Regions from separate parts of the Homo sapiens genome. Here regions 1, 2, 3, 4, 5 and 6 are each linked to region 7. The links are chromatin contacts, found by Hi-C or POLR2A ChIA-PET in ENCODE. All regions are on one chromosome and are shown on one strand. Each heading gives the region's core, a stretch centred on a gene start or an enhancer-like site at or near the end of the contact. The rest is flanking DNA. Distances are from core to core; before and after follow the strand shown.

Evidence for each region. A loop is a pair of places that touch in the nucleus more often than their neighbours do. ChIA-PET counts read pairs that join two places held with the same protein, here RNA polymerase II (POLR2A). Pooled maps may share reads with other maps.
Region 1: a loop to region 7 is called in a map of A673, with 7 times the contacts of the local background. The contact joins the enhancer-like site here to the promoter of BDNF in region 7. A Hi-C loop is called at or near these places in 2 of 168 maps with a recorded cell type or tissue (A673 and IMR-90) and 1 of 50 pooled maps. POLR2A ChIA-PET finds 5 or more read pairs at or near these places in 2 of 52 experiments (AG04450 and BJ).
Region 2: a map of endothelial cell of umbilical vein shows a loop between it and region 7 (18-fold over the local background). The contact joins the enhancer-like site here to the promoter of BDNF in region 7. A Hi-C loop is called at or near these places in 23 of 168 maps with a recorded cell type or tissue (A673, Caco-2, Calu3 and 19 more), 37 of 37 single-sample maps with no recorded cell type and 31 of 50 pooled maps. POLR2A ChIA-PET finds 5 or more read pairs at or near these places in 6 of 52 experiments (A549, AG04450, IMR-90 and 3 more).
Region 3: a loop to region 7 is called in a map of A673, with 2.2 times the contacts of the local background. The contact joins the promoter of LINC02742 here to the promoter of BDNF in region 7. A Hi-C loop is called at or near these places in 1 of 168 maps with a recorded cell type or tissue (A673) and 2 of 37 single-sample maps with no recorded cell type. POLR2A ChIA-PET finds 5 or more read pairs at or near these places in 2 of 52 experiments (Caco-2 and HCT116).
Region 4: a loop to region 7 is called in a map of endothelial cell of umbilical vein, with 12 times the contacts of the local background. The contact joins the enhancer-like site here to the promoter of BDNF in region 7. A Hi-C loop is called at or near these places in 5 of 168 maps with a recorded cell type or tissue (Calu3, IMR-90, PC-9 and 2 more) and 3 of 50 pooled maps. POLR2A ChIA-PET finds 5 or more read pairs at or near these places in 7 of 52 experiments (A549, A673, AG04450 and 4 more).
Region 5: a map of endothelial cell of umbilical vein shows a loop between it and region 7 (15-fold over the local background). The contact joins the enhancer-like site here to the promoter of BDNF in region 7. A Hi-C loop is called at or near these places in 8 of 168 maps with a recorded cell type or tissue (A673, Caco-2, GM12878 and 5 more) and 5 of 50 pooled maps. POLR2A ChIA-PET finds 5 or more read pairs at or near these places in 1 of 52 experiments (endothelial cell of umbilical vein).
Region 6: a loop to region 7 is called in a map of endothelial cell of umbilical vein, with 6 times the contacts of the local background. The contact joins the enhancer-like site here to the promoter of BDNF in region 7. A Hi-C loop is called at or near these places in 1 of 168 maps with a recorded cell type or tissue (endothelial cell of umbilical vein) and 2 of 50 pooled maps. POLR2A ChIA-PET finds 5 or more read pairs at or near these places in 3 of 52 experiments (AG04450, OCI-LY7 and SK-N-SH).

What each region holds. Positions count from the first base shown.
Region 1 is chr11:29,183,919-29,187,646 of GRCh38, reverse strand. No RefSeq gene overlaps it. Among named protein-coding and RNA genes, the nearest start is that of LINC02742, 280 kb to the right of the region's middle. Within about 2 kb of position 1,911, at least 3 of the 41 ENCODE cell types and tissues checked have a DNase peak (open chromatin) inside an H3K27ac peak, as active enhancers do; they include A673 and IMR-90, where a contact is called at or near this core.
Region 2 is chr11:29,158,352-29,161,633 of GRCh38, reverse strand. No RefSeq gene overlaps it. Among named protein-coding and RNA genes, the nearest start is that of LINC02742, 260 kb to the right of the region's middle. Within about 2 kb of position 1,898, at least 2 of the 41 ENCODE cell types and tissues checked have a DNase peak (open chromatin) inside an H3K27ac peak, as active enhancers do; they include IMR-90 and endothelial cell of umbilical vein, where a contact is called at or near this core.
Region 3 is chr11:28,900,750-28,904,017 of GRCh38, reverse strand. It overlaps LINC02742 (long intergenic non-protein coding RNA 2742), which reads right to left and starts at 1,781. Exons shown (of 4, transcript NR_183752.1): 1 at 1,649-1,781. The region is part of intron 3 of LOC105376604 (a long non-coding RNA gene); the gene reads left to right.
Region 4 is chr11:28,834,881-28,838,285 of GRCh38, reverse strand. No RefSeq gene overlaps it. Among named protein-coding and RNA genes, the nearest start is that of LINC02742, 66 kb to the left of the region's middle. Within about 2 kb of position 1,870, at least 5 of the 41 ENCODE cell types and tissues checked have a DNase peak (open chromatin) inside an H3K27ac peak, as active enhancers do; they include A673 and endothelial cell of umbilical vein, where a contact is called at or near this core.
Region 5 is chr11:29,019,023-29,022,808 of GRCh38, reverse strand. All of the region lies in intron 1 of LINC02742 (long intergenic non-protein coding RNA 2742), which reads right to left. Among named protein-coding and RNA genes, the nearest start is that of LINC02742, 120 kb to the right of the region's middle. Within about 2 kb of position 2,373, at least 3 of the 41 ENCODE cell types and tissues checked have a DNase peak (open chromatin) inside an H3K27ac peak, as active enhancers do; they include PC-3 and endothelial cell of umbilical vein, where a contact is called at or near this core.
Region 6 is chr11:29,116,958-29,120,562 of GRCh38, reverse strand. No RefSeq gene overlaps it. Among named protein-coding and RNA genes, the nearest start is that of LINC02742, 220 kb to the right of the region's middle. Within about 2 kb of position 1,327, at least 5 of the 41 ENCODE cell types and tissues checked have a DNase peak (open chromatin) inside an H3K27ac peak, as active enhancers do; they include endothelial cell of umbilical vein, where a contact is called at or near this core.
Region 7 is chr11:27,699,074-27,702,539 of GRCh38, reverse strand. It overlaps BDNF (brain derived neurotrophic factor), which reads left to right and starts at 2,085. Exons shown (of 2, transcript NM_001709.5): 1 at 2,085-2,376.

The DNA of each region.
Region 1 (3,728 bases), core at 662-3,161, 1.5 Mb before region 7:
GTTGAGGCAGGATTTTTGCCTTAATCATCTCCATATCATGTTGTAGAAAACACATGATTTGTTTTTCTTTTAACCAAACTGAACTGAATTAAATTGGATTGAACTGAATGAGGCTCTGGATCATGAGAGACAGTCTGAAAGAAAAGTCAGACCTTTGAAAATACACCAAGTGTGAAATGAGCCAGGGGAGAAAGTGATATATAGGAAGGTAGTGACACAAACTGGCCTATGACCAAACTGCCCCACTCCAAAGGCATAAAAATCAATGGCGGAAGAATGGATAGGATGAAAAAGGAAGACAGTATGCAGAGATCATGTAAGCAGAAATAGATAGCATGCCTGTTTATTTCTGCTTATGTGATCTCTGCATACTGCAACTATCTTGTTTTCCAGCTGCAGTGGCCCTGTACATGGTTAGGGCTCAACTAATATTAGCTGCTTGCTTTTCCTATTCTTTTTCCAATCCGTAGTAAAACCATGGTTTTAAATAAGTAGTAACTGAACAATACTATGGGCCAAGCTGTGCTTATGACTTACATGCTACATCTCAATTAAATTTCACAAAAAGCTTATCAGATATTTACTTTTAGTATCTCCATTTGAAAATGAAGAAAGTAAGTCCTAGAATGATTGAAAAAAGTTTTCTGAAATGGCACATGTAGTAGGCATGTTCTGAGTAAAGGAAAAAAATACATACATGAATGCACAAGTTCATATTCTAGTCAGCCTGATAGCCATTGCCTGCGTATTAGGTTTTTAGAAGAGCTAAAAGTAAAAGAACACTGAAAATGAGCTTAAGAAGTTTTCTTAAGTCCTAGGTTCTTCTTAGAACATCATCTACCTGCTTTCTATTTTGCTCTTGTTTTCTGTTAGTATTCTTTGCATACTTAGCCTATTGATTCCATAATAGTCAATACCCACCTTGTTTATATTTTTGAAACTATACAAAAATAGATGCATCTTTCTTTTCTACTTAAATGTGGAACAGCTATAGACAGTTCTTAAGTGATTCAGAGAAGAGTCTTTATATGTCTCTCTCTATGATGCATCCCTTCATGCAGTTCCTATTAGTTTGCTATCTGGCACCTTCCATTAGCTAAGGATATTCATTATCACAAAACTGTTTAATAGCACTAATTTAATACATCAAGAAACATGCTAACATAGCAAGTAGGTCTTTGTGTAAAAGCTACTTAATTATGCCCTGGAGTCATACTACCTCAATTAGAACACTAGCTATACAATATATTTAATACTTTGTGAATTTAGGCAAATTTCTTATCTTCTCTATGCCTCAGTTTCCTTACCTATAAAATGAAGATAGAAATAATATTGATCTCCGCATTGTTTGTATAATGATTGAATGAGTTATTATAAATAAATTGCTTAGAAAGGCACACAGGAACTGTGGTATATAAATGTTAACTGGTTTTTAAAATGATTTTCCCAACTTTATTGCCCTACAAAATGATGATGTACCCACTTTTCCCCCTAAGACCCTTGGAAAATATGTCTTTGGAGAGGAAGATGGAGAATGACAGAGGAGGAACAAGAACTTGAAACCAATAAGAGAGGTTAAGTCCCCCCACTCTGAGGGATAGACTTAACATCTGACCCATCTTTCAGCTGAGAAAGGCTTGACACTGGAATTAGATTTCCCAGGGAACTAAATGTACAATTCTCTCTCTGAAAGTAAAGTCCCAACTGCAATAGGGAAGCTTTAAGAAACAAGTGACATAGGCTCATTCCCCTTGGTAGTAAGGCAAGACAACAGCAATCTGTGTGGAGAATCGAAATTCATTCAGACCCATGACTTCACACTACATTGTGTTTTCCCTCTTGGGGAGGAAGTTTGGAATGCATAGCAACTCTGTGATCCAAAGCAGCTTGCTTACCCCATAATGTGATACAAAGTGGGTAAGAGTCAGGAGTCTTGAGAAATGAGTCAGAAGATATTACTCTTTTGGTTTTGAGTTGCGGAAGCTCTGCTGGCATCCACTGCCTGCAAAGCTGTTTCTGTCCCAGATAGAGGTGAGATACATGAATGTGGAGAAGGACACAAAACAAAGCATGGCGTTGGTACTAATCTGATCAATTAATCTGGTAAAGGGTGCCGTCTGACTCTAGAGCTGTCCGGCAGGAAATGTGTAAAAGCCCCACAGTGAAAAACATGATTTCTGTTAATCTCCTGCTTTCATCATGCTGATCCCTTGAGGCAGCCATGCTGGCTTATGAAAGGCTTGTCACTGGCTCAACTGCTGCCTAATGTCCTTCCTGGGAGGAATCTGGCCCTCAGATTTACCTAAAGTATGAAACACCATTAACTGCTCTCTTATTAATCCAGTGTGTGACTGGGAGTCAGGGTTTTCTAATATTTCCCCTTCTGTTTTCAGTCAGTCCTTGGCTACTCAACATATGTGTCTGTCAGTCCCCTGCTCTAACAATAATCATGTTTGAAAATCAGAAAAAGAATGATGTAACCTTGAGTATGGGCCACATTGCTATTCATTACTTGCTGGAAATGAAAAAAAAATGCAAACAAGAATTACTCTTCATAAACTTGGTTTAATTCTTGTGAGCAAGTTTGTGAGTCATTTTATGAATGGCTCCCGCTTCAAATTAGGGCTCCTGTTTCCGCTTCCAATGAGCCTCTAGTATTACATCTAATATTGTTTCCTCTCAGCAATTGAAATGTACATCCCTGCTGGGTTGGTAAGAATAGAATTTCTTTCCGGAATTCTTTCTTCTTTCTGAATTGCTTCATTTTACTTCCCCCAAAACTAAAATAATTTGTACTTAAGACCAGACAAAATTAACCTCATGGCTTGTTCTCCTTTCACTTTGCAACCTGACTGCTTGGCAAAGAAGGCTGCTTTCACTCATGCTCCACTTCCTCACCTCTGTGAGGTGGCAAATGAACTCAAAGGACATGAGAGCTCACCTCTGTGGAAGCAGATATAGATGAAGGGCTAGGACAGAGCAATAGGGTGGCACGGATAGCATAGCCCTGTGCTACAAAGCAATAGGGTGGCACATGTGGCACAGGTACCACAGGGCTATACTACCTGGGCCACATGTGCTGGCCACAAAGCACCTTAGGGATTTGTCCCTGGGAGAGGCTTCACTGTCCTTAGGTCCATCTACAGAGACCAGCAGCTATGTAAGTTAGGCTAATGCATGCTCCAAAATCTTGTTTCTGTGTCCTTGAGTATACCAAGCAACATCTGTAACATCTTCTAACGTCTTCTTACCTTCCTTATTTTCAAAGGGAAGGCTTCCATCATGTTAATAAAATATATTCATTGCAATTTTTCTGTGTACATGGCAGACATTACTTATTTAAAAAAAAGCTCTCTCCTGCTGAAGCTGGGTGTACATGGTGTTCGGGAAAAGGTAGTGCCAATTGATTAGCATTGTTATACACAAAAAATAACAATAACCAAGAAAAACAACTCCAAAACAGTAACTTTACCCTGATCTAGACATGATGTACCCAAGTACTCTAGGTTTGATATTTGGGTGGCAGGTAAGAGACTAAAATTTAATGGGGTGAACCATGCCATGAATGAGGGAATTTTGGGCTACATTTCTGTTGAGCTATTAGGCAGGGGAGGCAGAAGAGGGATAATAACAAACACAGGTCTTATAAAAATAACAATCAAAATTATCATCATGTATTAAATTTTAAAATTAATTGAAATTGTGCTATAGCAACACATATATTTATG
Region 2 (3,282 bases), core at 649-3,148, 1.5 Mb before region 7:
ATTTAAAATAGAAAATGAATTCTTAGCCAAAATATGCACTCCTGGAAAATAAAAAAGGAACATAACCAAAAGGCATTGAAACTAAATCACTTCCTGAGCCATAATGAGCTTAGGTTTTTAATCAGACTAATGAGAAAAGATCTGTAATTCAGCATGGCTCATGAGTCATACCATAAAGTCTCTCCCTACAGTTTCATGGCAGGCCTTGATGTATCATTCATTAGGTACTGGAAAAGTAACATTTTCAAGAACACAATGAACTGCAGACAGACAGGAAAAACAATGAGGAAGCAGCCCTGGTCCTCCCTTCCAAACTGCCCTTTACTTCTATCAGTGTGCTCTCATTCCCTCATCTCCAAGCTGTGATTACTAGCTCTGGTCTGTATTAATTTGTTGAATCATCGATGGCCTTGGAAGTCTTGATCCTCAAGACCCATATAATAGAAGTGTAGGATGGTAATGAAACTCTAGTGGGGAAAACACGCAATCAATTAACTCTCAATTACGTGCCCTCCCCCCACAACCACCTGCAGGAGATAAAGACATAGATTTTTAAAAACTCACTGATACTTCTCTTTAAAAGGTCTGTGCAATATGACCTCAAATGTTCTAAGTATGCATCATCTGTGAGTGGGAAAAGCATGGAACTAGTGGTCTGGATGTGAAAATGTACCGTACCTGAGCAATTCCTGTAATTTAAAGACTAAGATAATGCAACTACAAACTGAAGCCAAAAAGGATCTAGGAAACCCGGAAGACCTCCTGGAGGGAGAACCAGTAGGTTAAGAGAATCTTTAAAACTGAAAGATAGGTACAACAGAGACATATGATATAAAAGCAAAAGACAGAGTTTGGCATGAAAAGATATGAAGTACTATTGGGGTCCACTACGTTTTAGCTGAGTGACCCAAAAGGCAAGTCTAAATTTCCCCAAACCTCAATTTCTCCTTCTGTAAATAGGGATAATGAGAATCCTATTTCACAGGTTTCTTTTAATAAAATGTAATAATGCATCTGAAATAAAATGAAAATTCATTTTACTTTTTATATTTACAGGTATTATTTTATAATTAAGCTTTATTGAGTATACTTTTATTATAAGAGGCATGGCCGTCCTCTCACTATTTAGCAGATACTCGGCTTTTCTATCAAGCTTTCATGTATTCTATAAGGCCGGAGAAGAAAGTTTTTTTCTAATAAACTTGTCTGATTCCTGGAGCAGTCCAACCACAATCTTTTCTTTTTTTTAACTCCCTCCCTCCTCTTCTGCTTTTGCTCTCCCTCTGCATTAGTTTGTTCTCACACTGGTATGAAGAAATACCCGAGATTGGGAATTTATAAAGGAAATAGGTGTAATTGACTCACAGATCCATCTTGCTGGGGAGGCCTCAGGAAACTTGCCATCTTGGCAGAAGGCAGAGGAGAAGCAGGCATCTTCCTCACTGGGTGGCAGAACAGAGTGAGAGTGCAAGAGGGAAATGCCAGACACTTATAAAACCATCAGATCACCTGAGAACTCACTCACTATCACAAAAATACCATGGGGAAAACCACCCCCATGATTCAATTACCTCCACCTGGTCCCACCCTTGACACGTGGGGATTTATGAAGACAACAATTGCAGGCGAGATATGGGTGGAGACACAAAGCCAAACCATACCATTCTCCTTCTTCTCCTTCTCTTCTGTGTCCTAACTCCCATCCTCCTCCTCTTTTCTCTTTTTTCTTCTCTCTTTTTTTCCTCATTTGCAAATTCTTTATTTTCTTGGTTGATGCTCCAATGTTCTTTCAGATTCCTGCCTCCCTCCCTTGGAAACCTCTTCCAGGGCTGTAAACTTAGCTGTAATTACAGTCATGGCCATAAGGGAGCAGCAGAATGCAAAGGAGCATCGCTGGAGCCTGGAGAAAGCTCAATAGGAGAGCCCAGCTAAAGCACGAGCCTGGGCCACCAGCTCCTCTGAGAAGTCCCTGACATCTCAGAAGCCACTGTGGGACAGTGGCAAATGAACAGTTATTAAAGTTAGAAAGACTAGGAGTTTGAATTATTTTTCAACTGTGTAATCTTTGGAGATACTTAATCTCTCTGCCTTGGATTTCATTATTTAAAAGATTAGGATGATATCATCGAGATAATTTTGTAAAACATTTTGTGTGCAAAACAACAAACATGGTGGCTGAGTCATAAAAGATATTTAATGAATATTTCCTTTTCTAATTTTTCACTATCACACTTGTGTTGAATTTGGCAATCTTCACTTCAGGCCAGCCTAACTCAATTTACCAATCTGCGGACACACCTACACACCCAGGTAGCTTACCAGCTGCCAATCAGCCCAATATACCTCCATTTCCAACTCCACTTCTATAGACTTTGGGTCTTCTCCACAATTAACTCTGACCTACCAAATGACAAGGAGTCAGCTTTCTAACAATCTTGGATCAGATATACAGTAAACAGCAAGAAGACTAGTGTGATAGGGTGGCTCTTATATAGCCCTCAGTGACCCCACCTGTTGTTACTCAGGACCTAGTGTCATGCTTTCCCCTAGAGTAACTATCTTGTAACCAATAAAATACAGCAACATTGAGAGGATGTCCCTTTTCTACTTAAGTCACAAAAGATGCTGACTTTGTCTTGCTTGTGGATTCTCTCTCTCTCCCTTGTCTCATTAGCCTTGATGAAACAAGGGGCGTGTTGGAGAGGCCTATGTGGCAAGAAACTGAGGGTAGCTTCTTGCCAACAGCCAGCAAGGAATGGAAGCTCTCAGTGCAACAGCGCTTATGAAACTGAATCCTCTTAACGACCACGTCGGTGAGCTCGGAAGTGGATTTTTCTCCATCTGAGTCTTCAGGTAACACTTTTGTATTGCCTGACATGTTTACAGCCTTGTGAGAGACCTCAAAGCAGAAGACCCAGCTAAGCTATGCCCAGATTTCTACTTTGCAGAAATTGCAGATAAAAAAATGTGCATTCTTTTAAGTTGCAATATTTTAAAGTAGCTTGTTGCACAGCAATAGATAACTAATAAAATTAGTAAAAGAAGTTGAGATGAGATCAAAGTATATAAGGGAGTCACATTATGTAGGACCTTATATGCCATAGCAAATAAATTGAATTTTATTTCAAGTACAATGGGAAAACAGTGGGGATTATTCAGCATAAGACAAATATGCTCTAAATACATTTTAGAAAGATTTCACTGGTTGCTCTGAGATGATTAAACTGTGTGGGACTTGTTTCAGTGGTATTTTGCATGTCTTCTTACCAAAAAGAAAATAGT
Region 3 (3,268 bases), core at 532-3,031, 1.2 Mb before region 7:
TGATGACTGGTGTCCTTTCAAGGAAACAGAGCTTCAGAAATACAGACAGCCACAGAAAGAAGGCCGTGCACAGACAGAGGCAGAAATTTGAGTGATTTGGCTACAAGCCAAAGAACTGCAAGGATTGCCGACAACACTAAAAGCTAGGAAAAGGAGAGGAGGCATTCTTGCCTAGAGCCTTCAGAAGGAGAATGGCCCTGTGCTATTTTGATTTCAGATGTTTAATTTCCAGAACTGGAGAGAATAGATTTCTGTTGTTCTAAACCACCCAGTTTGTGATGACTTGTTAAGGCAGGAAACTACTACAGTGAGTATCCGTTAAATGGCTTCATTTTGCAGGAAAACAAAAGATTGGAATGGTCAGTGAAACATATAAAAACCGTATAAATTAAACTGTCTTATATTTTGTAACTGCTAGAGCCAAGTCCTCTGGGAAAAATTAATCATATTAAATCTGTGTTTATCTTTGCCTATTTTTCACCAACATGAAACAAAACACAGAGGTATAAATATTTGCAATAAAATGTATTTTAAAATTCAGTAAATGCATACAAAATTCTTGAAATATATATATTTTTTACTATATAAAAGGCCCAAATAGTTTCAATTCTTAATGATACAGAAGACTATACTCAATTATGTTACAGAAATTTATCTCTCACATATATAGATTATATTTTCTTTGGGGAATTTTCAGAGATATTTTAGGAACCCCTAACAATGAATAAAAACAACAGACTGTGTACCCTGCAGCATCCTGGCCTAAATCACACAGCTACTAATGTCAAGATCTCTCAAAAAGAGAGAAGATTCTAGCATAGGGAAAATGAAAAAAGAATGATACCAAATACAAAAAAAAGAGCTAAGAAATGAACGTGTAAGGAAAAGATAAGCCCAACTTTAGGAATGAAACCTTTGGACCAAGATAAGAAAATATAGGCTAATGTTGGATTCCTATTTATCACCTAAATTAAATAAAATATGGGGCTCTTAGCCATAAACTCTCATCTTAGGAGATAAAAGTAGAGAAAGTGGAAAGAAAGATCTATTAAAAAGATACCAACAAAAACTAGAAGGAAACTGAATTCAGATGCAGTTGCCCCAGTTTGTAACAAGCAGCCTAACCCTTTATATAGAAACCTGTGTTGGGTGTCTTTCTTATTTTATTTTGTTTTGTTTCACCCTTGAACTAGAAACTGAACTTATAAATGTAGTATAACCAGATTTATAAACTGTAGATAAATACTACACATGGAAATATGAAACAGCTACTATAATTACACAAATATATGAATAACAGTAGTAGCTGCTGTTGCATTTTCTAACCCAACTTCTCTGCCTTCCCTCTTTCCTCAGAGGGACTCCATCTGATAACCATAATGAAATAAACATAGATGATCATTGCCATCATAAGCTAGCACATGTGCTCTTGCTATATATCAAATTTTACTCTAATTTATTTATATATACCATCGATTTTATCTTCCTATTAATAATAGAATAGATATACCAATATTACACATGGAAAACTGAGGTTCAGGGAGCTTAAATGAGTTGCCTCAACATCCCTCACTGGTAAATGAAAGAGTTAGAATTCAAACCCAGGTAAGTCTAACACAACAGCTCATGTTATTAACCACTGACTTACACAGTTTCCCTTTGCCTTCATTTTCTGTATCCTCATTTTAAATTGACACAAAAGTAGAGCCTGTGATATTCTGTAGACTGGACGGTTATAACGTCCAAAATGGGGGAAAAATCTCCTTACGATGCTTTGCCCAATCACTTGCGAGATTCTCTCAAATACTTTGTGGGTGGAGCCATCAAAACCTTGGGCCTGGTCAGTCTCTTCTAACATTACCCAAAAGGGTGAGAAAGTGGGAAGAAGCAGAAATTTCTCACGACATCCTAAACTTACAGGTGAAGAATCTGGCTTGCTAATGCCCCAGGTTCAAACCTTGAATGCCTATACTTTGAATGGATAAAGATGTATCAAAGCGAAAGAACAGCTTTCAAACCAAGAAGGAGAGACAACTCAACCAGTCGATGAAGGAGGAAAATCAGAGAGAAATTAGGGAGCTGCTAATAAGAGGTCCAATTGTCTTCCTACTCCCCTTAGTCAAAAATTGATTTTATGCATGTATGAATGGGGAAGAACAGATAGTTAGAAATCTTCATAGGCCTGATGGTGCCTTATGCTTGGTAGAAAAGGGCAGGTGGGATCTGGGCAGTCTGCTGCTTTGATTGCTCTTTCTGCCCTCACAATCTATCAAGAAGACAGAGCCATCCCAGAGGGAGAGTAGAGAAAGAAACCAATGACTAGCCAATATTTTATTAATTTTAATTGTCACTATACAAACGAGCATTTGAATTTATTTTAGAAAAAAGATAAAGACAGAGAACAGCAAAAGGAAGATAATTTTTTAAATAATTCCTTATAAGAGGGATGACTATTTTAACATCATAATAGTTTTTTTCTTTTCTATTCATTTGCCTCTAATATATCGAATGCGATTATAACTGGCTAATTTCTCTATGACTGTATATTTACATATCATATATGTCTGACTATAAATAAATATACTTATTTCTACAAAAGTAGAGTTATATATACCACATAGTTTTCTGTAACCTCATTTTCCCTCTTAGCAGCATAATATGAACTTTTTCTATATCAACAACATAAATTTGTGAAACTTAAATTACGAAAATTTGTGGTACAGATTAGTATTAACATATTTAAAATCATCTTGTAAGAAATTTTAATTATTTTATTTATTCTATTAAAAATAATATTGCAATGAATATGCTTATTTGTCTGATTAATTCCTTGGGTAAGATTTCTAGAATTATATTTTGGTTCAAAGAGTATGTCATCTTTTGATATGTGTTTCTTTCTGGGAATGTTGTACTGGTTTACTCCCACAAGCAATATATGAAGATACCCATTTTCCAACACCCTCGCCCACACTAGGCCTGGTTAATGGCATATTTTAAAACTATTTTATGGTATGATACTTATGTGTAGGATGGAAACTCTAGTATTAAGTGTCAATGTTGAGATTATTCCCTTATTGAGTGAAACAATGAAACCAATTATTTACTGCTTGATAAAGAATAGATTTTCTGAAGAATATTAGCAATTAATGGTAGATTATATTAAGGACGTGAATATTAATAATTATGGTAGATTACCATAAATGTTCGTGCTTTCAAAATATTCTTGGATTAACAGCATCAGAAATTTTAGTTTTAATGACTTGAATTA
Region 4 (3,405 bases), core at 621-3,120, 1.1 Mb before region 7:
GAGATTACTATTCTCTTAAGAAAAGATAATGCTAATATAAACAACATAAATTCTTACTAAATATGAAGAAAAGAAAAAGGTAAGATTTTATAGAATACATTTCATCTTTATCATACTGTACTGTTGACCATTAAACTTGATTAATAACAATGATACAGCAATAATCATAATTTTTCAATGTGAAATTTCAGGTACATTCCCAAACACTTTACATATACTTTTGTTAAATTATATACTCACTACTACTATACAATTATTTTTCTTTTTTTTTTTTGAAACAGAGTCTCGCTTTGTCACCAGGCTGGAGTGCAGTGACACAATCTTGGATCACTGCAACCTCCGCCTCATGGGTTCAAGCAATTTTCCTGCCTCAGCCTTCCGAGTGGCTGGGATTACAGGCGCCCACCACCATGCCCGGCTAATTTTTGTATTGTTAGCAGAGATGGGGTTTCACCATGTTGGCCAGCATGGTCTGATCTCTTGACCTCGTGATCTACCCGCCTTGGCTTCCCAAAGTGCTCAGATTACAGGCATGAGCCACCGTGCCTGGCCTACCACTATTTTTCAAATAAAGAGACTTAGTATCAGCGATTGAAGAAACTTGCCTAAGATTTCAGAGTTGTAAGCACCTAACCTAGAATTTGTGCCCATATCTGTCTAACATGAAGTGAAATCACTATGTTATTCTGCCTTTAAATTTTATAGTTGGTGTTGTTAACCAGATATGATAATGGAAACCACAAAACATGTACATTAATCTAGATGTTACAGACTCAATGAAAGAGTGACTATTATTTGGATCATAAATCCCAATTTATGGGATGAAATGATGAAGTCATATGATCAGAGGAACTATCTTCTCTGAATTGAGGGGCTGATACATCAATACAGGATATTTTAAGGACACTGAGGTTTTGAGCACTGAAGAAGATGCACTTTCTGTGTCCTGATAGAGTGGGGATCCCAGCTGAAATGTAACGGGTTGGGGTACAAAAAGGGCTGGACATCTTTGGTAAATTGCTGGAAGAGTCCTATCTAAAGTTAATTTTAATAAAGTGCATCTTACAGAGCCATGAACAAAAAGGTGGACCCAGTTTGAAAGCCAGAATCAGAGGAGAAGAACAAATCTGACTGCAATAAGCTGTTTCTTAGATTGATCTCCAAGTACAGCCACTTCCTCAGACTAGATTCTAAGATTCTAAATCAGTGTTAATGAGAATATGAGTGAAGGGGATGGGAGGGGACTCTATATAAAACACCAAAGTTTTCTCTCTCTTCAGATAAATCTTACCTGTCTTTAATCAACTCTACAGCAGTTCACTACTTTGATAAGGACACTTACTCCTCTCACCACCCAGCTTATAATACTTTACTCTTGAGTAAGACATCAGACCTTAACGAGGCTATTCTAGCTCTTATAGGCATCAGGTTGCAGCATTCTCTCCCTTATTCTCTGTAATTTACCTACTCTGGATTTTTTCAGATCCTGAGAAGTTTCACACTCCAACTGGCACAGAATCTTTGGGTGATTTCTTTTGCTGTGATAATGGACCCCTTGTTCCCACTCTGTGCATCCCTACATTACTTAGCTAGTGCTTACTAATCCTTCAAATCTCATAGCAGTCTCTTCCTTTAGAATTCTTCCTGTGATTGTGGTCTTGTGTGCGTCATTATTGGACTTATTTGAGTAAAGTCTGGCTCTTCTACTTAACGTGGGTGCTTTTGCTAACTATTTTATATCCAGCACCAAGCACTATGCCTGGACTGAGTACACATTCTTTAAATGTTTGCTCCATGAATAAATGGACTTTGGTACCAACGGAATGCTGCTTTAGAACCCTCTAACAGGATATAACACAAGAGAATGAAAGCCAATCCCTCCTTCTTTCACAAAAGAAAATTACACAGCCCAGTGATCACTTCCTGTGTCCCATCACAGCATGAGACTGGCAAGAGCTGGCAATGCCCTGCAGCATCAGACTGCAGAACTCTGTAGAAGCTATGGAGGTTCCTGGCAGTGTCTGAAAAATGTAGTGACATTTTTACATTTAGTGGGAGTGGGAGTCTAGGCAGGAGACAAGTGGAAAATTAGTATCACCAGGTAACTAGTCAAATTGATGATGGAGATATTTTCTTGATCATGTTTGAGACATCTTCTAAGAACTCTCAAAACATAACTCTTGAAGGTTTTTAAAAATCTGAATGTCCTGATTTGGTAGATTCAGGCTCAAGTATTTAAAATTTCAAGACGAGTGTGTTAATTTCCCACTAATCCAGACCAAGGTCAAGGCCCTGTTAGAGGAAGAAAGTCAGTGATCGCTGACTCATGGCCAGCAATTAGAATGTAGGTGCTGGCTCTTTGCTCATAAACCACATGATTTAGGACAATTAGAGGATAATGTTGCTTCGGGATTTCTACATTTAGCATTTGGGCCTATCTCTTGTTTTATTATTTCTTTATTATTCTATAGTTGTAGATGTGCTTTCAGAATTTACTGAGCCTCAGTATTTAGAATAATGTATTGCTGTTAATGTGTTTTTTTAGCCACAATCTTAAACATTTCCATCTTTCTATTACTTGGAAACCATATTAGTTAATACATCAATTTCATAACATTGCAAAAAGATTTAAGACATTACACATATTACCCTAATTTGCTTCTTAGGATAATATGTCAAGATTTCTCCCCATATATATATATTTTTCAAACAACCATTCCAGATGTCTTTGGCTGTAGTTTGCTCCCAAGAGGGAAGAGTGTGGTGATGGACCACCCAGATTCTTTTTGCTAAGCTAATGCAATGGGAAATTAAGTCTTTGCACTGCCATCAGTCCCCAAGCCTTCCATTCCTTTTTCTTGTCCCTTAAATTATTAGCAATTCCTGTTGTTCATTTTTTTAAAAGCATTTCTATGGGCCTTTCATCTTGTGCTCATCTCCCCTCATGGTTTTTTTTTATATATACTTTAAATTCTAGGGTACATGTGCACAACGTGCAGGTTTGTTGCATATGTATACATGTGCCATGTGCGTATGCTGCACCTATTAACTCATCATTTACATTAGGTATATCTCCTAATGCTATTCCCCCCCTCCCCCAACGTGGATGAAGCTGGAAACCCTCATGTTCTTAATGCCAGCAACATCTGCTGGTCCTGAAAAGCTTGCTGGCTGATACACTCAGATTGTTAACATAATACTAACAGTCAAATACTTGGTGACTCATGACCTATCAATTGACTTTCAGCTCTTGTTCTTTCAGTTTAAAACTGGCAAATTAAAAAGAAAATACATGCAAATTCTGCAAACAGAGACAGCCTTTTGTCAGCTGGAATCGAATTTCCTTGTAGTCTTTTTTCAATGAATTTCTCAACTTTTCTTCTTCCAGCACACTCCCTTTTACCT
Region 5 (3,786 bases), core at 1,124-3,623, 1.3 Mb before region 7:
CAGACTGAAAGGCATTTCTTATTGCTAATTTCAGCCATGCTAACATGAGGAGCTATTTTAAGGTCAATCCAACGTGAAAGATGTGAGAATACTTTTTTAAAGTGTGGCATAATAATATCTTGTATCATCATCACAGTCGTCATCATCATTAATCTACTTATTTTAATATTTTATAGGTGAGTCATAATTGTATATATTTATCTTAATTTTAATATTTTAGGTGAGATTTATACTTATATAACAGATATTGATTAGTTTCAGTTTTAGGGAACAAATTGAAGTCATTACTTTCAGTATGCAAATTTTATGACTCAGTTCCATTTTGGTCTGAAACCAGATTTTCTTCCTTCTCCTTCCAGATATTCCCCTTTCATTCTGAAGCTCAGACCTGGTGACAATTTTTTTTTTTTTTACAGAGAACAGTGAGAATATTACCTACAAAAATTCCACATCTAGCTTGTTATTATTATTGTCATCTGGTGAAACTGTGAAATAATGACATGGTGACTCTATGTAAACAGATCACTAGCCACCATATGTAGGTATTTTTTTACCTCCTTAGAAGAACACAACACTTCCTTTTATCCGTCTTTGTCTAAAATGGTAGTAGTTCCTTGCTGATACTCAACTCTGGTTTATCTATCTTATATTTGACTCTCTTTCCTTTTATCTAACTAACTCCTTGAGTTAGTTTTCTTCTGCTGTAAATACTTCAAGTGATTTCCATTCTTCTGTTTAGATAGACTTTGATAAATACAATGAATTAACATAAAGTTTTATGTTCTGTTTGTGTCCCAGGAAAACATAGGATAGTTAGTAGAGGGACCCTTCTCCAGCAGGTTTTCAGCCCCAAGATGCTTTGCTCTGGAAACTCCACCCCTATCTAAATTTTTGGGTCTTCTCTATTCAGTGGTACATGGAGAGACAGAGTAAGAATGAGGGAACTGGGTATAGTAACTGTATGGGTCAAATCTGCAACTGGATGGCCATCACTTCTACTTATATTCAATTGGCAAGAATGTAATCTACCCACATGGTTGGCTACACACACCTAACTGCAAAGAAGGCTGGAAAATATAATCTAGCTTTAAGCTAGCTTTAAGCCTAGAAAGAAGAGAAGAAAACATACCATTAAACATTATCAGTTTCTTCCTTGGTGTTCCAGTCTAACTTCTGTATCTTATGGCTTGGCAGATGGTGATAAACATCATAAAGAAAAACGAAGCTGCTGCTACTCTAGACAGGTTACTCAGGGAATACCATCAAAAACCTCACAGAGTAAGACAGCAAGCTATGGGAAATAGGGGAAGACTACTCCATGTAGACCATGTTAAATGCAAAAGCCCTGAGGCACCAATAACATTGGCATGTTTGAAAATTAGTAAGGAGCTAGTATGGATGGTATTTACTTAATATTTAATTGTTTTAAAAAGATCTTAGTGAACTTTTTAATCTTCAGGACTATTTTTAGAATAAATAAATGTATTTAAATTATGAAAAAATCTGTCTTCCATAGTAGAAATTATATACCAATGATTTCGACAGAAATCTTCCTTCCATTCCCTTCCAATCAGATCTTTTTCCTCCTTTCCTATCAATAACCCTTTTCATTAGTTTTCTGTTTTATATAACCACTGTTTTTTTTTCTTAAAATCATAAGCAAATATATACCAAGTAACAAACCATTCTGGCAACCATTTCTTATCATTTGGAGATCCTCCTGTTACTTTTTGCCACTAATTAGTAATCCATTTTGTGGACATAGCATATTCCATTCAACAAAGACCCTACAGGTGTATTACTTTGTCTTTTGCAAAGTAGAGTAGCCTTCCCTAAGTCACTTACTTTTATCATTCTGTTTTACTTTCCTCAAAGCATATATCACTTCAAAAATTATCTTAATCATTTACATGTTTATTTCCTGTCCTCTCACTCTGGCATTATCAGTGCCAGTAAGCCAGATACCTTGTTTTTCTTATTTCTATATCTGCATTCCTTGGAATAGTGTGTGACACTTAGTAGAAGCTCATTTGTTGAATGCATGCTTTTGTTTTACTCCTTTAAAGCATCCTGATGGTGGTTAGTGTTTTTTCAAAAGGAAGTGGGAAGCAGGCTGTATTAGTTAGGCTTCTCCAGAGAAACGAAACCAATAGAATAGATAACTAGATAGATAAATAGACATGACTTATTATAAGGTATGATTCACATGATTATGGAGGCTGATAAATCCCATGATGTTCCATCTGCAAGCTAAAGACAGAAAATCTGAGGGCGCAATTCAATGGCCCAGCAGCCAGGGGGCTGATGGTATACATTTTAATCCAAGTCTGAAGGCCTGAGAACCAGGATCCTGAGGGGCAGAAAATATTGATGTTTTAGCTTAAGTAATCAGGTAGAGGGAGTATGAATCCAAACTTGCTCCTCCTTTTTGTTCTATTCAGGCCTTCCACAGATTGAATGATGTCTCTCCACATTAGGGAGGGCAATCAACTTTACTAAGTCCCCCAATTCAGATGTTAATCTCTTTTAGAAACACCCTCATAGACACATCCACAAATAATGTTTAATCAGATATCTGGGCATCCCATGACTCACTCAAATTTACACTTAAAGTTAACCACCACATAAGCTCGTAGTTGTAAAAAAAGGCTGCAAAGATACTGGTTTTCCATCTCAGGGGTGAAAGAGATATCCTCTGCCAGACATAGTTTAGCAACAGGCTGGGCAGGCAACCTGTGAGGTGGGGGAAGGAAACCACTCAGGAAATAATTGAAGCAGAATATTGTAATTGTTAAGAGCTTGGCTTTGGATTCTATCACTTGCTAGCTATGTGACCTTGAACAAGTTACTTAACTTCTCTAATCTGTAGATTTCTTATTTGTGGAAATGGAATAATATGTTCCTTATGGAATTGTATGCATTAAATAGGATAATCCATATAAAGGGCTTAGTGCAGTGCTTGGCTCAGAGTAAGATATCAATGAATATTAGCCATCATCGTCATTATTATTAAAGAAAAACAAAGTTTGAGCCTTCTGGAATCTGGATAAACACACTGAGAACATTATGCTTTGCTGTTGTTGTGGATACAGGGCCAGAATATTACTAGACATAGAGCTGACATTTAGAAAGAAAATATAAGCCACAGAGCCAGTAAGTGTCACAGGTAGGGAAGCTGGGTTTCAAAGTGAAGCTTTCTGCCTGCTGGCCCTGTATTCTTAGTAATATGATAGCAGAAACAGCAATTACGATAGACTGTTTTATTAGAGAAATAAATGATTTTTAAATATCTCTATGTACACGGTCTCTGAATAAAAAACTTCAGACCCACTCCTCTGATTATAAGATGCCAACATTGTCTTACACAGGGCCTGGTGAATAATGCACCATTACTGAAGGAGAGGTGGTAAGAAAAAGCAGACAAATTCAAGAAAACAAGGAAATAAGGGAAGAACAAAGAGCAAGTGGACTCCATTGTGTCTGAGTGCAGGGATGGATTCTAAGGCTTTCCTATGAATTTGTTAGGACCGCACTTAGAACTGCAGAGTTCCAACAGCTTCCTTAAAACATTTCATTTAACATTGTTATGCTCAAATAATTAAGAGTTGACTAGTAAACAGATGTCAGATGTTCAGAAATCTCACTTAATATAATTAAAACACATATACTGAATGCTCAGATAAATATGCTTTGGCCATGAGAATTTTTTAGATACTCATTAAAATCCATATTTAGCAATCTAACATAGCTTTTTAAAGTACTTTCTTTGTGGTAAGAAACTACTTT
Region 6 (3,605 bases), core at 78-2,577, 1.4 Mb before region 7:
AGTATACAGCCTGAGTTCCTGTGTTTATGACTCCTCTTCCTGGAAACTGCATTTGCTTGTCTTCCAAACCCTCATTTACACCATTTCTGCCCCATCCAGTCATCCAATTCACCCTGCCTTAGAACGACCCCACTGCACGGGCTCCGCCAAAGGATCCAAACCCCTTCTCTGAGCTGATATCCGAAACCTGTCCCTGATCTGGAGACCGAGGCAGTGAAAAGCCAGCTTCTGTGATTGTGTATCATTTGGGTAGAAAAAGTCCTCATAAATCACCGGATTGTTTTGTGGGCCTTCGAGGGTGCTACTGGGAATGGCAGGGAGTGTGACTCATTCTGCTGTACTGCAGTAATATTAAAGAAAATAAATAACGGAACTGAGAAGGCATTAAGTGAGGAAATGAGGCACGGATGCGTGAGGCAGAGGTGATCCTACTGCACTGCATGTACGTGGATATTACCCAATTACTTGGGAAGCAGAACTTAGGAAGAGAACTGTGGAATCAGTTTTCTGAATGAACTGCAGAGTATACACTCAGATTGTACTGAATTCCCCAGGCAAGACTTTTCCTCTGAGCTCCCTTTCTGAATAATAAGGAAGTACATGCAATTGGGTTGTCATGGTTTGTTCTCTGTCTTAAGTACTACTGGTAATAATCATGCCTTATGTTTGTTCAGTGTTTCCTGGTTTACAGAACACATTCCCATATATTATGTCATTTCACTAACAAAGCAATCCTCTAGACAGGAGGAATCCAGCCAGGAGGAAAACAGTGTTCTAGAAGGGGTGTTTTGACAGGTTTGAGACAGCAGAGCATACTTGTGAGAGCACAGGATCTGGAATCTGAAGATTTGGGTAAGAATAACAGCTCAAAACAGCTCTGGTATCTTGACCATTAAACTGTCAAACTTTAGTGTTTCTTCTGTGGAGATAATAGCACTGCTACGAGGTATTCAATGAAATCAGACCTATAAATACTGAATACTGTACCCACCTCACCCTAGGAAACAGGCTCTTAAAAACAGTGGTGGAAGCAATCTTTAACTCAGGATAATCTGTAGATTACAAAAGTATAATAGCATATTTTATTGCATAGTAGTCAAGTATAAATGAAGACTTTAGAGTCAGGTGACCAGGGTTTGAATCTCAGCTCTGCTTCTTGTAACTGTGTCACTTGAAACAAGTTTCTCAGCCTCCCTGTGTCTTGGTTTCCTTATCCATAAAATAGGTGCTTTGGAGATTAAACAGGCTATTATATAAAAAGTTTTTATAACTGCAGTGTTTCTCTGCTTTGAGTCATCTATATAACAGTCATCCCGTATCCACAGGGGATATGTTGCAAGACCCCCCTGGATGCCTGAAACTGCAGATAGTAATAAGCCTATATATACCATATTTTTAAATGCATACATACCTATGATAAAGTTTAATTTATAAATTAGGCACAATGAGAGTTTAACAACAATAGCTAATAAAAAGAACAATTATAACAACATACTATAATAAAAGTTATGTGAAAATCAATACCTCTCTCTCTCTCTCAACCCAAATATCTTATTGTACTTATTTTTGGACCATGGTTGACCATGGGTAACTAAAACCAAGACAGTAAAACTGCTGATAAAGGGGGAGTACTGTACTTGGTAACTGTGATTACTCAGAGTTGACTTTAAGTACAGCATTATTCAAGGTGAACAACACTGGATTCTGTGACAGATGAAGTCCCAAATATAGTGGCTTCACACACTCATCTCTTTTCCTCCCTCTCTTCTTCCCTTCGTCCCTCCTTCCCTCCTTCCCTCCCTTCCTTCCCTTCCTTCCTTCCTTCCTTCCTTCCTTCCTTCCTCCTTCCATCCTTCCTTCCTTCTTTCCTTCCTTCCTTCTTTTTGACAGGCTCTCACTCACTCAGGCTGGAGTGCAGTGGCATGATCATGGGTCACTGCAGCCTCGACCTGCTGGACTCAAGCAATTCTCCCACCTCAGCCTCCCAAAGTGCTGGGATTACAGGTGTGAGCCACTGAGTCCAGCCACAATCCTATTTCTTGCTCATGTCATATTCCAAGGCAGGTTGTTGGTGTGTGTGTGTGTGTGTGTGTTGGGGTTTACTCCATGCAGAAACTCAGAGACCAAAACTCCTGCTCCTAGCATGCTATGTCTCTACCCTCCCCTAGGTCCTCAGATTTATCTCTTTGACAGATGAGGAAACCATGATTGGGTATGGGGATTCCCAAGGGTCAAGCCTAGAAGTTGAATATATTGCTTTTGTTCTCATTCCACTGTCCAGAACACAATCATATGGCCACAATTCACTCATGAGATCCTGAGAAATATAGTCTGACCATGTGCTCAACAAAAGGAGAGTTCATATATTAGAGAAAGCTATCAATCTAGCAAGTCTTGAGTTCAGGGAGTCTGTGCTTCCCAACAGCAGGCCTTGTAAAGCACAGCTCTACAAATGAGGCTCCTGTGCTATGCCATTTTTCTGACCCATGCAGTTTGTGTAGCCATTATTTTCCCATCACTCTGTAAGCAATATTTTGTGCTTCTGCAGCAGGATTGGTTTGGTCATAATCCTGATTGAGATCCAACTTGGAAACAACTTTTCCTCAGAGTTGACTTTAAGTACAGCATTATTTAAGGTGAACAACACTGGATTCTGTGACAGATGAAGTCCCAAATATAGTGGCTTCACACACTCATCTCTTTTCCTCCCTCTCTTCTTCCCTTCTTCCCTTCGTCCCTTCTTCCCTTCGTCCCTCCTTCCCTCCTTCCTTCCCTCCTTCCCTCCCTTCCTTCCCTTCCTTCCTTCCTTCCTTCCATTCTTCCTTCCTTCTTTCCTTCCTTCCTTATTTTTGACAGGCTCTCACTCTCTCACTCAGGCTGGAGTGCAGTGGCATGATCATGGGTCACTGCAGCCTCGACCTGCTAGGTGTTTAAACATCAGCTGAGGGTATGACCCATGATGTAGCAATCCAGTGCCTTGTAAAGGACCACTCACCTCCTTCTGAGGCTGAAAACTAGAGTAATAGGTTTGACCTTGACAGAGGTACAAGATCAAGGTGGATCTACAGGTAATAGCAGGCAAATGGAAATGAGCTCAAAGCCAGAAAAGTACGATCAGATCCTGGACAGATAAACATAAATTTAGAACCAGAAGGAATACTCAGACATGGTAAAAACTTCTAAAAACCTGGCAACCAGACACCTGCTAAGTAGTGAAGCCAGGAGACTGTGAAAGAATATTTAAAGATATTCTTTGGAAGAGACCCAGAAATAATACCATTCAACAAAAAAAGCACAGAGGCAGTATAAAGGAGGGAGTTAAAACATTGATTTTGTGATGTACAGCCCTGCATTCAAATCCAGTGTTCAAACTCTACCAGTTATGTGACTGGACAAGGTTCTTGATGTCTCTGAACTTGCGTGTTCCCATCAGTAAGGAGGAAATTAATAAATAACTCCTCTCTCAGAATTATTGTAAGAAATGTCTGAGATACTACAGATGAATCTGTTTCTAGATATGGGGTTTCCCATTCTGGCTGCATCTCAAACTCACCTCATGATTGCAATAGTCTTTGTTGTAGTAACGTATGCCTAAGTTCCATCTT
Region 7 (3,466 bases), core at 836-3,335:
CAGCAATAGTCTTCGCAATTATTAGGTCAAACCCCTTTGAGATTACAGAAAAACGCACACACACAGAAAGCTGCCTGCAGAATTTGGGTGTGGGCTTGGTGGGAGATTCCTCTGATACCCAGTGTTGTACCCCCAAGAGAGTGTTTCTCAAAGTGTGACTTCAGATTGTCTGCATTCGAATTGCTTGTGGTATTTATTAAAATTATAACTCCTGGGCCCTGCCCCACCCCTACTAAATCACAATTTCAGGAGGAGGGACCTTCATTTTAACACTCACCCAGGTGATTTTTATGCTCCGAGGAGGTCCAGGGACTCCAAGTTAAGTACGGTACTGCTGTCTTATTCTTTATTCTAAATTTTAAGGTCTGCACAAATTGGTTGAACTAATGAGAAGAAAATTCAGCTTTAAAGCAGAAACACAGGTAGACGGTTGACAGAGTTCATCAAATGGATAATTGAAAATGTCCTCTGGACCCTAGCCATATAAGTTCTCTTCAAGGGTCTTGGCTACAGGCAAATGAGAACCCGAAAGGCTATTTGCTCTTTTGCTGCGGGCAGTGGTGGGGGTGGAGGGCGGGGGAGGATTAACTGAGCCAGTTCTGCCCCCACCCTCGAATCACCTACCCCCACTCTGGTTAAAGCAGAAGACTTTTTATTTATCTTGGCTGCCCTGGTTCGTTATTAAAAGGGTTAGCTTATACGTGTGTTTGCTGGGGCTGGAAGTGAAAACATCTGCAAAAGCATGCAATGCCCTGGAACGGAACTCTTCTAATAAAAGATGTATCATTTTAAATGCGCTGAATTTTGATTCTGGTAATTCGTGCACTAGAGTGTCTATTTCGAGGCAGCGGAGGTATCATATGACAGCGCACGTCAAGGCACCGTGGAGCCCTCTCGTGGACTCCCACCCACTTTCCCATTCACCGCGGAGAGGGCTGCTCTCGCTGCCGCTCCCCCCGGCGAACTAGCATGAAATCTCCCTGCCTCTGCCGAGATCAAATGGAGCTTCTCGCTGATGGGGTGCGAGTATTACCTCCGCCATGCAATTTCCACTATCAATAATTTAACTTCTTTGCTGCAGAACAGAAGGAGTACATACCGGGCACCAAAGACTCGCGCCCCCTCCCCCCTTTAATTAAGCGAAGGGAACGTGAAAAAATAATAGAGTGTGGGAGTTTTGGGGCCGAAGTCTTTCCCGGAGCAGCTGCCTTGATGGTTACTTTGACAAGTAGTGACTGAAAAGGTGGGTTTGTTTTCTTTCTTTCTCTTTCCGTTTTTCTGTTTGGTCGGCTAGAAAGCGTGTGGCTTTAGCGAGGTCTGTCATTGCCTGGGCTTCCTGGCTGGAACAAGTAACTTGGTGTAACGTTATCTGGGGGCGTTCATCAATAAAAAATGCTGTTATTATCTTGATTGAATTCCTATTAGGCAAACTCTAGAGAGGTCAGTGCGCGAACTCTGTTTAAGCCGGCGTGTTTAAGGCAGCAGAGTAAACCAATAGCCCCCATGCTCTGTGCGATTTCATTGTGTGCTCGCGTTCGCAAGCTCCGTAGTGCAGGAAGGTGCGGGAAGGTGTGTCTGTGGCCCGGGAAACGCACGCCCTCTCCCAGAGAACTTGGGTGCTGGGATGGGGAGGAAGGGGAGAGTTGAAAGCTAGGGGAGCGAGACCTCGGGGCGTGCGATTCTCACTCGCTCCCTCCCGCCCCAGCGCCCACAGCCGGGGTTTCTGCAGAGGGCGCGGGACGCGGGGTTCCCCGGGGCTGAGGCTGGGGCTGGAACACCCCTCGAAGCCGCGGGCGTCCTGTCCAAGGCGCCCCAGGAGGGCGCAGGACTCGCAGGGCGATGTCGCGGGGCCCTAGGGGAGGAGGTGAGGACAGGCCCCGGGGGAGCGGGGAGTTCCGGGCGCCCCTCGGTTCCCCGCGCGAGGAAAAGACGCGGCGTTCCCTTTAAGCGGCCGCCTCGAACGGGTATCGGTAGCGCGGGCGAGCGGGGAGCGGGGGGCGGGGGGCGGGGGGGGGGGGGCGGCGCCGTTTGACCAATCGAAGCTCAACCGAAGAGCTAAATAATGTCTGACCCGGGCGCAAGGCGCAGCCTGGAGCTCCGGGTCCCCGACGCTGCCGCCGCCGCGCCCGGGCGCACCCGCCCGCTCGCTGTCCCGCGCACCCCGTAGCGCCTCGGGCTCCCGGGCCGGACAGAGGAGCCAGCCCGGTGCGCCCCTCCACCTCCTGCTCGGGGGGCTTTAATGAGACACCCACCGCTGCTGTGGGGCCGGCGGGGAGCAGCACCGCGACGGGGACCGGGGCTGGGCGCTGGAGCCAGAATCGGAACCACGATGTGACTCCGCCGCCGGGGACCCGTGAGGTTTGTGTGGACCCCGAGGTAGGCAAGCGCTGGGAATGGGGCTTGGTGCAGGAGCTGCCCGTCCGCGGGAGAGAGTTGACTGGGGGATCCCCCACCCCAAAGTTGTGGGACGAGGCCAGTCTCCTTCTTTCCTCCCCTCCGGTAGAAGGGACGATTTGGAGTTACTCTTGGGGAGTTTTCTCCCCCATCCCACAACCCAGAAGGTCAGCCGGCACCACCAGGGAAAAAGGGACCCGGGGAAGTCACGAAGTAGAGGAGGGAAGGCCTGGAGGAGACCCAGAGCTGCGTGATGGGAGCAAAGACGGCGACCCGGGGATCCCTCGCAGCCCTCCCCCAGCCCAGGAGTAGTCGAGAGAGACTTAGGGGGCCAGAGCTGTCGAGGGTCCTGACTGAGGGGAGGGTGCTGGGGCTAGGCTAGGAATCCTTCCAGGGGGTGGGTGGTCCCCGCGCCGACTTGCGGGGGGAGTGGGAGGGAAGCTTGCGCCTTCAGCCCGCATCCCTTCCCCGGAGCTGCACACGGCTACCTGCTCCCCAGGAATTGAGACTGAAGTGGACTTACAAGTCCGAAGCCAATGTAGCTTGGAAAACTTGGGAGGCGGAATTCCTACCGCTGGGAACTGAAAGGGTCTGCGACACTCTCGGGCAGGCCGAACCCACATCTCTACCCATCCTGCGCCCCTCTTCTGAAGCGCCCTCCAGGGAAGTTAAGAGTTTTGACTTTCGGGGAGTGGTTGGGATGTACGTGGGGGATTCTTGACTCGGGTTAGTCTCTGGGGATGCAGAGCCGGGAAGAGGAATGGGTGAGTGAGTTACTCCTGGAAAGAAATAGCTGAGGATTGGGGGCTCTGTGCCTGACGGGCAAGAAGAAGGGGAGATTACAGACTAGGGGCATCCCTAAGGAAGAAGCCTCGGGGCTGCGAGGGTGAACTGGAGGATGCAGTGTTTGTGTGTTGGGGGTAGAGCGGGGATGAGGGACCGGGGTGGAGGGGAGGCGAGGAGGAGGAGGGGACCCAGAGAACGAAGCTAGGGAAGGTAGAGGGTGCCCTCTGCCGGCCATGCTGCCAAGAGCAGCTACTGGGGGCGGGAGGCTGGGGGTGGGGAAGTGGTA